2 separate regions of the Homo sapiens genome follow, and region 1 is linked to region 2. Evidence: chromatin contacts called from ENCODE Hi-C or POLR2A ChIA-PET data. All regions are on one chromosome and are shown on one strand. The core of a region is the stretch at or near the end of the contact, and the rest is flanking DNA. Distances in the headings are between cores, read along the strand shown.

What was found. A loop is a pair of places that touch in the nucleus more often than their neighbours do. ChIA-PET counts read pairs that join two places held with the same protein, here RNA polymerase II (POLR2A). Pooled maps may share reads with other maps.
Region 1: a pooled map shows a loop between it and region 2 (35-fold over the local background). The contact joins the promoter of PKNOX1 here to the promoter of CBR3-AS1 in region 2. A Hi-C loop is called at or near these places in 1 of 37 single-sample maps with no recorded cell type and 4 of 50 pooled maps. POLR2A ChIA-PET finds 5 or more read pairs at or near these places in 1 of 52 experiments (MCF 10A).

What each region holds. Positions count from the first base shown.
Region 1 is chr21:42,972,596-42,976,726 of GRCh38, forward strand. PKNOX1 (PBX/knotted 1 homeobox 1) reads left to right here and starts at 1,967. Exons shown (of 11, transcript NM_004571.5): 1 at 1,967-2,069. RefSeq lists silencers at 1,155-1,314, 1,625-2,014, 2,145-2,464, 2,605-2,804 and an enhancer at 2,766-3,492.
Region 2 is chr21:36,154,897-36,158,812 of GRCh38, forward strand. CBR3-AS1 (CBR3 antisense RNA 1) reads right to left here and starts at 1,412. Exons shown (of 3, transcript NR_038893.1): 1 at 1,321-1,412. It overlaps DOP1B (DOP1 leucine zipper like protein B), which reads left to right and starts at 1,928. Exons shown (of 37, transcript NM_001320714.2): 1 at 1,928-2,047. RefSeq lists enhancers at 454-1,121, 1,122-1,788, 1,173-1,222, 1,303-1,362 and silencers at 1,543-2,092, 2,123-2,422.

The sequences.
Region 1 (4,131 bases), core at 717-3,216, 6.8 Mb after region 2:
GAGTGCAATGGCGTGATCTCGGCTCACTGCAACCTTTGCTTCCCAGGTTCAAGCGATTCTCCTGCCTCAGCCTCCCAAGTAGCTGGGACTACAGGTGTATGCCACCACGCCTGCTTAATTTTTTGGTATTTTTAGTAGAGATGGGGTTTCACCATATTGGCCATGCTGGTCTCAACTCCTGACCTCAAGTAATCTGCCCGCCTTGGCCTCCCCAAAGTGCTGGGATTACTGGCGTGAGCCACTGCGCCCGACCCCTTTTAGGCAATGTAGGGTATCTTCCAAACGTTGCCATGGCATTTGAAAACTGTCATGGCGCTGGCGAGAGTGTGTTTTACCAAGCTCATATATTATAATTAGTGTATAATCAGCAGTGAGGAAGGCCACAGGTCACTTTCCCCGCCATCTTGGTTTTGGTGGGATTTGGCCGGCTTCTTTACTGCATCCTGTTTTATCAGCAGGATCCTTGTGACCTGTGTCTTGTTCCGACCTCCTATCTCATCCGATTACTAAGAACGCCTTAACTCCTGGGGGGTGCGGCCCAGCAGGTCTCAGCTTCAGTTTACCCAGCCCATGTGGAGTCTCTCTGTTCCAACACCTATTGACACTTGCATCTGGATCTTGCACTAGGCTCTGCAGATTATGCTCAGTCTTGAATACTGAGCTTTTTTTGTCCCCTTGAACTTCCCTCCTTGGGCAAGTATCTCAGGGCCTCCCTCTTGCCCACCCTGCTGCTTCCCATCTTTCTGAAAGAGGCGGCTCTGCAGCTGCACAGCACTTGGCCAAGACCTCCTGGCGGTGTGGAGCTCTGAAGACACAGGAGGGATGTCCTCCGAGCTGTTCATGCCTAGACCTACCCCCAGGCTCCCTCTAGCAATCAGCTCCAGTCCTGGGCCTGTCTGCCTTCCGGGAGGAGTGGGGGCCCACAGAGCTGCCCTTCCCGCGCTGTGTATGGACTCAAGGCACTGATGGCCTTCGGTGGGCCACTGCATAAATGGATGTTTCTGCAGTATTGAAGGCCAGTCAGGCAAACCGTGTGCTTTCCTACGCAGTGGGGAATGTGTCGCCCTTTCCTTACATCTTGGAGACCAAAGCCACCATCTGCACTTGTGGGTACATTGTGGCAGTGGTCGGTTAGGGTGGTCTTTCAAAGCAGTTTGAAATGCAGACACTTGTGGGCGTCCCCTAAGGCAGGTGCCCTTTACCTGGAGGCCGCATTGGTCACCTAGACCCGCAAGGCTCACCTGGGCCGGAAGGTGTGGTCAAGCGAGGCCAAGTAGCCCAGAGGCCACCCCTAAGCACCTGTGGACATCATGAGTCCTTGCTGGGGTCCTCACAGAGGGAAGACAGCCCCCAGGGTAAAGCCTCAGGTGCTAAGCACTCGCGCTGCCGCAGGGGGGGAGGCACGTGAGCATCCACTGTGCCGCCCAGGACGGGCCCACCCGGGCTCCAGAGCCTGGGGAGGAAGGCTGCGAGGCTCCCACGGGCTTACATTCAAACCGGGCACACACAGAACGGAGGCCTTCGGCTACGGGACGCCCGGCGGTGGGGTTACGGATGGTACAGCCCTCCCTCCCCGCCTGCTCGAGGCAAATGGTTTCGCCCGGCTACACACACCTCTCCTGGGCGGCAACCGAGGGCGCGGAGGGGGCAAGACGTGCGCTGAGGCCACGCCCCTACTGCATAGTCATAAGGCGGGAGGCTCTGCCTTCGGGGCGGGGCAGACAGCTCCTCGCGCTCGGGCGCGGCCGGTTGGGGGCACGGCCTAGCTCCGGGTGCGGGCGGGGCTGGAGGCGGGGCCGGCCACCGCCCGGTTCCCGCCCTCGCTCTCCTCCCCCAGCGATCAGGCCCCGCCCCGCGCCCGCCGCCGCGCAGGGAGGGGCGGGGCCCGTCTCCGGCAGGCCCCGCCCCCTCTCTGAATATTGATGCGGCGCGCGTCGGCGTCGCCCTCCTCCCATTGAGCGAGGCTGTGTCGCGTGGCCCAGCGTCGGCGTGACGGTTGGACGCGGGCGCGGCACTGCGGGTCCCGATTGCTGCAGCCGCTTGTCAGTGTGATGAAGATTGGCACCCAGGTAAGCTGTCACTCAACCGCTCCGCCGCCGCCGCCGCCGCTCTCGCCGCCGCCGTCCCTATCAATCACACCGGCCCGCGGCCGCCGCCCGCCGCCGCCGCTGCCGCCCGGGTCTGGAGGGCCGGCGCTGCCCTCGAGGGCCCGCATTTGACCCGCCGCCCGGGGCAGGGGGCGGGGAGGGGGCGCGGGTGGGGGAGGGGAGCGGGCACCCGCGGGGGAGGGGGCGCCTTCAGCCCAACCGGCGCGGGGGCGCGCCCAGTTGGTTTCTTAGTGTGGGTTGAGGGACGCGGAAATTTCTGGAAGGCGCCGCCGCCGCCGCGCTGGGCCTGATCGAAGCGCGCGCTCCTAACCGTCCCTTTCGGAGTGCGGCGCGCGCCCCGGCGCGGGGCGGGGGCGCGCGGAGCCCGGCGCGGGCGGGGCGGCGGGCGTGAGGGTCGGGGGCGCGCGGCGGGGCGGGGCCGGGGCGGGCGGCGCGCGTGGGGCCGGTCGGGTCCGCGGCCTCGCGGAGTCCTCAGGGCCGGCGGGGCTGCTCGGAGGGTGCGGGGCGCGCGGCGGCGCAGGCGGGAAGATGGCGGCCGCGACCCCGGCCCCGGCCTCGGCCGTGGCGAGCGGGTGGGTCGGGGTCCTGGGGGCGGTGGGCGTGATGGGGCTCGTGGCCCTCAGCCGGGCGCCGGCGCGGGAGCAGCCCAGGGCCGCTCGCTGACGGCAGTGTTTGGGGCCGGGTGCTGGGGAAGCGGTTCCGGCGTCCCGGGAATTGGTGGGAAGAGCCGCTTCTGTCACACGGGTCGTGGTAATGGATGACAGGAAGTGCCGGGCAGGGTCTGGGCGCCCTGTGGGTTTGCACCTTCCTTGTGAGGGAAATCGTGTCACTTAACGAAAAATGAAGAAACGCGGAGTCTGCTTTATGTCATCCTCGTGGCTCTCGAAATGCCTTATTTGGACAGTGGCTCTGCGACGGGACCAGTTAGGGCCTCCGTTCCGATGGCGGATTCCTGACGGGAGGCCCGAGGGTCCGGGAATGGCGGCGTCCTGAGGTCGGGCCCAGGGCAGGCCAGGCTGAGCGCCACGGCGGGGCCGCAGCCCTGGGGGGTGTTCCACCTGTGTGTGGGGTTCTCTTCCAACTCTACGAGAGTTTGCTTTTTAAAACAGTAGATGATTTTTCCTTAGGAAGTGGTTCCTCTTCAGGATGAAAGAAACCCCCAGCTTTAGTTAGGTCTACTTTCATGATTTTTCCTGGCATACTGAAAAATAGGCTTTCTCTAAACATAAGGAAGAATCGAGGTGAAATGTGAACCTCTGCCAGTATAGTTATTGGTGATGCTCTTGCATTTAGTCATAATTTGGAAGATGGCAGGCTGACCCCAATGAGCCTTTCATCACTCTGCTTAATTTACTTAGAGTGATTTGTGAATCCTGTCCTTGTACACAGGCGTACCTCAGATAATTCGAGTTCTAATCCAGACCACCGCAGTAAAATAAGTATTGCAGTAAAGCAAGTGACGCAACAGTTTTAGGTTTTTCAGTGCATATGAAAGTTGTAATTACAGTATACTACTTAAAGTGTGCAATAGCAAGCATTATATCTATAAAAATGTGCTTACGTTAATTAAAAAATATTTTAGTGCTAAAAATACTAATGATCATCTGAGCCTTTAGTGAGTCCTGCTTGTTTTATACTTTGACAATCTGGCCTCAGTGTGGATGGCTGCTGACTGATCAGGGTGGTGGTGGCTGTGTCAGTTACTTAAAATAAGACAACAGTGAAATTTACTGCATTGATGGACTCCTCCTTTCATGAAAGACTTCTTTGTAGCATGTGATGCTGTTTTGATAGCATTTTAACCACAGTGAAAATTCTTTCAAAGTTGGAGGCTATTCTCAAACTCTGCCACTGCTATCCACTAAGTTGATGTGATATTCCAAATGTTTTGTTGTCATTTCCACAATGTGCACAGCGTCTTCACTAGGAATAAATTCCATTTCAAGAAACCACTTTCTTTGCTCATCCGTAAGAAGCAACTGTTCATTATTTCCACCACATCTGCAGTTCCTTCCTCCACTGA
Region 2 (3,916 bases), core at 162-2,661:
CACACCTGGAATCCTTTACAGATAGGTGGTATATGAATACAAGGCACAGATTGTATGTGCATGGTGGCTTTGGCACAAACAGACTACTTCTTTTTTCAATGTTAAGTGTAAAGCAGTTCTTTCATCTCTGTTCAGTGCAGTGTTGAGTGTGACTAGGATTTGAAGAACCTAAAAAAAAAAAAAACTCACCTGCTTGCCATCTTCTTGTTTTTTTTTTGTTGTTTTTTGGTTTTTGCTGGTTTTGTTTGCTGCTTTTGTAAAACCAGTTTATCATATTCTCATTAGGAAATCAATTTTCATGAAATTAATTTTTTTTCCTGCTAACTATGGCTCAATCTTTTCGTTTCTCTCTGCTTCTATCTTAAGACCATTCCTCAAATTGACCATGAGAGGATTTACATCTGGGGCACTTGGTATATGCCAAATGGAGACAAAATCAGAATCAGCAGCCTGGCTGGGCCACAGGTCCAGCATCCCAAGCTATTAAAATATTCTTAGTGTTTCCAGGGAAGTGATAGATCCACTTTGGAAGCTGATAATATACCCCTCCCCTAGAAACATGCATATACACAAAGTGTTCTAAACAACTTCCAGGTGCTCATGACCTCCCCCACCTCCCAAGCTCATTGACCACTGCCTCGCCTTCACGAACTCCAGACCTGGTCTGAACATTTCTAAAGGACGCTCGGGAGTTAAAAGGAGCGAGGCCACTGCAGAAATGACAGCCTTCATCCACAAGTGGCCCACTTCGGGTTGGCTGGAGCCACAGCTGGGTGGGGACAGGGCCTGTGCTCAGGTGAGCACTGCCTACCGCGCACCCTCCAGGTGCGTCCTACCCTGAAGCGGTCGGACTGGACCGTCTAGGTCCCAGCGCTCGAGAGGATGGCAGGCAGGGGCTGGTGATTGTCTGGAGATATGAATGCTTTCTAAGGTTGACGTCAAGGTCTCCTTCCTGAGCCACAGTCCACGTGATAAGCTCTGTCCAGGTAGAAATGATCTCACCTCTCCTGTCGCCCAGGGTCGGAAACCTGAGGCCCGTGCGGGCTGGGGCAACTTAGCAGGGGTCCCAAGCCCGCCGCGCCCCCTGCGCCCCAAACGTGTGTGGAGGGCTTGGACGTGGTCCAGAGGGAAAAGATGGGGTGAACCAGGTGCCGCGCACCCTTCGAGGAGCCCCCGCTTCTCCGTTTCTGTGAGTGACTCCAAAGCACCTCCGAGGGCCGACACACGCGCGGACGACCTTGGGCGGGCACTGACCAATGTCCCCTTCCACTCGGTTGTGTCGGGGGTCCCCAGGTGAGGCGCGAACGCCGCCCCGCTCACCTGTACGAGGCCTTTCCCGGAGCAGCCCGGCTACGAAGCGACACCCATGGCGGAGAAGCTAAGGAAGACTCCCGCTCCCTCACACCGCGGCTGAGGCGACTGAACCGCCCCAGTACGCCGGGGCCCTCCCCAAGCCCTGCTCCCAAGCCGAAGCCCCGCCCCCGCGTCTAAGGCCCACCTCCAGGCCCCGCCCCTGACCCCGACTCCGTGAGTCAAGCCTGGCCTTTCAGTCCAGCCCAGCCCGTCGAGGCCCCGCCCCTGTTGTTATGGCCCGCCTCCAGGCACCGCCCTTGATCCCACCTTCATGAGTCAGGCCCCGCCTTCCAGCCTAGCCCGGCCAGCCGAGGCCCCGCCCCTGTAGGGACAGCCCACTTCCAGGCCCCGCCCTTGATCCCGCCTCCTTCGGTCAGGCCCCGTCTTCTAGTTCCGCCCCGCCCGCGGAAACCCCGCCCCCGCGCGCCTATGGCCCACCTCCAGGTCCCGCCCCTGAGCCCGCCTCCAGGCGTCCAGCCCCGCCTTCCAGCCCCGCCCCAAGCGCCGAGGCCCGGCTTCCAGGCTCCGCCCCGACCCGCGCGGTGGGGAAGAGCCGCTGCCGCTGGTTCTCCGGCTCTTCCTCGGCGGTTCTGGCTCCCGGCCGCGCCGCAGCCCTGCCCAGTCTCTCTCCCCCAGCCCGGAGGGCTCCTCCGCGCCGCACGTGAGCGCGCCCGCCAACAGGGCCACTGCCGCGGTAAGTCGTGCCTGCGCCCTGTCCGGCGTCCAGTCCTCAGCCGCTGGGCGAAGCCGGAGGAGCCGGGCATCTCCTCCCCGCCGGCCCGCGGGTCCTTCTCCGGGTCCAGAGGGCTTGGGCGGCGCCGTGGGGCGGCCCGGGGTGCAGGTGGCTTACCGGCGCGCGGCCCGGGCCTGCGGCGCGCTCTGCTGCAGTGCGGGGGCGGAGAGCTCGGGGCCGGAGACCGGGAGGGCAGCGGGGAGACTGGGTGGGGTCCCCTAGGGTTACCCGACCCTGGCGCGGAGGATATGATGCCGGCCACGCCCTCGCCGAGCGGGGCGGCAGGTGCAGGTCCAGGGGTGGGTCGCGGCCCGCGCGCCCTCCCGGGGCCGGCCCACGAAGAGACGCTCAGCCTTTGTTTGCTGGTGCCCTGGCTGGGGAGGAGGCTGGGGACGCAGACCTGTGAGAACTAAGGGCTTTCCTCGTTGGGGAAGACCCCAGTCTTCCAGCCAGTCCCCAGGAGAAGGGATCCGGGCCGCAGTGCGCGCTCTGCCAGCCTGGCCCCTGCGCCCTGCAGGGTTCCCGGCTGCTCGCGGGGACTGTTACCCGCAGTGTTGCCTTACACTCGCGACTGCAGCCCCACAATTGGGAAGACTTTGCTAGGATTTTTTTGGTAAGGCGAGGGAAGACCGTCCCCCCGGCCCCACAAGTCTGCTGCCATTAGGTGGCTTAAATTTTTTCCAGTACAATTTAATTGCCACTTTGAAAGACCACATTCAAAACAGTGTGTCCCAGAGTTGATTAAGCCCATTGGTGATGAGTGTTTCTGTGCTGTGGACTAAGGATCATTATCAATTTTATTACTAATAGTACATATCTGTTATCTGTTGCTAAATGTTTTTGCTTATGTGGTAGGGTCACTGTCCTCATTTTCATCGAACTGAGAAATGTTCCTTCATATAGACATATTTACAGTGAACTTTTTTGGGATCTGGCAGTTGGTTTTTCTCTTGAACTTGTTTTTTTCTTTTTCTAAATTATTATTATTATTATTATTTTGAGACGAAGGTCTCATTATGTTGCCCAGTCTGGTCTCAAACTCCTGGGCTCAAGCAATCCTTCCACCTCGGCCTCTTAAAGTGCTGGGATTACAGGTATGAGCCACAGTGCCCAACCCTGAATTTGATTTTCTATGAAATTAAAAATGGGTAAAGAGAGAGATTTCTTGCTGACATTTTCGATTTTAAGGTATCTGAGCAGATACACTTCTTGTGTGATTACTTCTTTCTGTGTCTAGTTATTTATAGCCTGTATAACTGTCGGTTTTACTGAACTCTTCAATCTCTCACAGGAGACATATCCAGGATAGATTGCAAGATCATTGGCAAAAGAGCTATTTGAGAACTGAACCAATAATTTTATCAGTAGCATAATGTAGTGGAGACCTGTACTATCTCACTGACCTGAGCTCGAATCTGGTTCTGCTAGCTGCTGGGTGTGTGACCTGGGCAATTTTCCGAATGGCCTGACTTCTAATATCCTCATCTTGGGCCTAATACCCATCTCACAGGACTCGTGTATTGCAGTAAAGAAATGCATGCAGCCGGGCGTGGTGGCTCACACCTGTAATCCCAGCACTTTGGGAAGTCGAGGGGGTGGATCACAAGGTCAGGAGATCAAGACCATCCTGGCCAACATGATGAAACTGTGTCTCTACTAAAAATACAAAAATTAGTTGGGCGTGGTGGCATGCGCCTGTAGTCCCAGCTACTCGGGAGTCTGAGGCAGGAGAATCACTTCAATCTAGGAGGCGCAGGTTGCAGTGAGCCGAAATGGCGCCACTGCACTCCAGCATGGCGACAGAGCGAGACTCTTGTCTCAAAAAAAAAA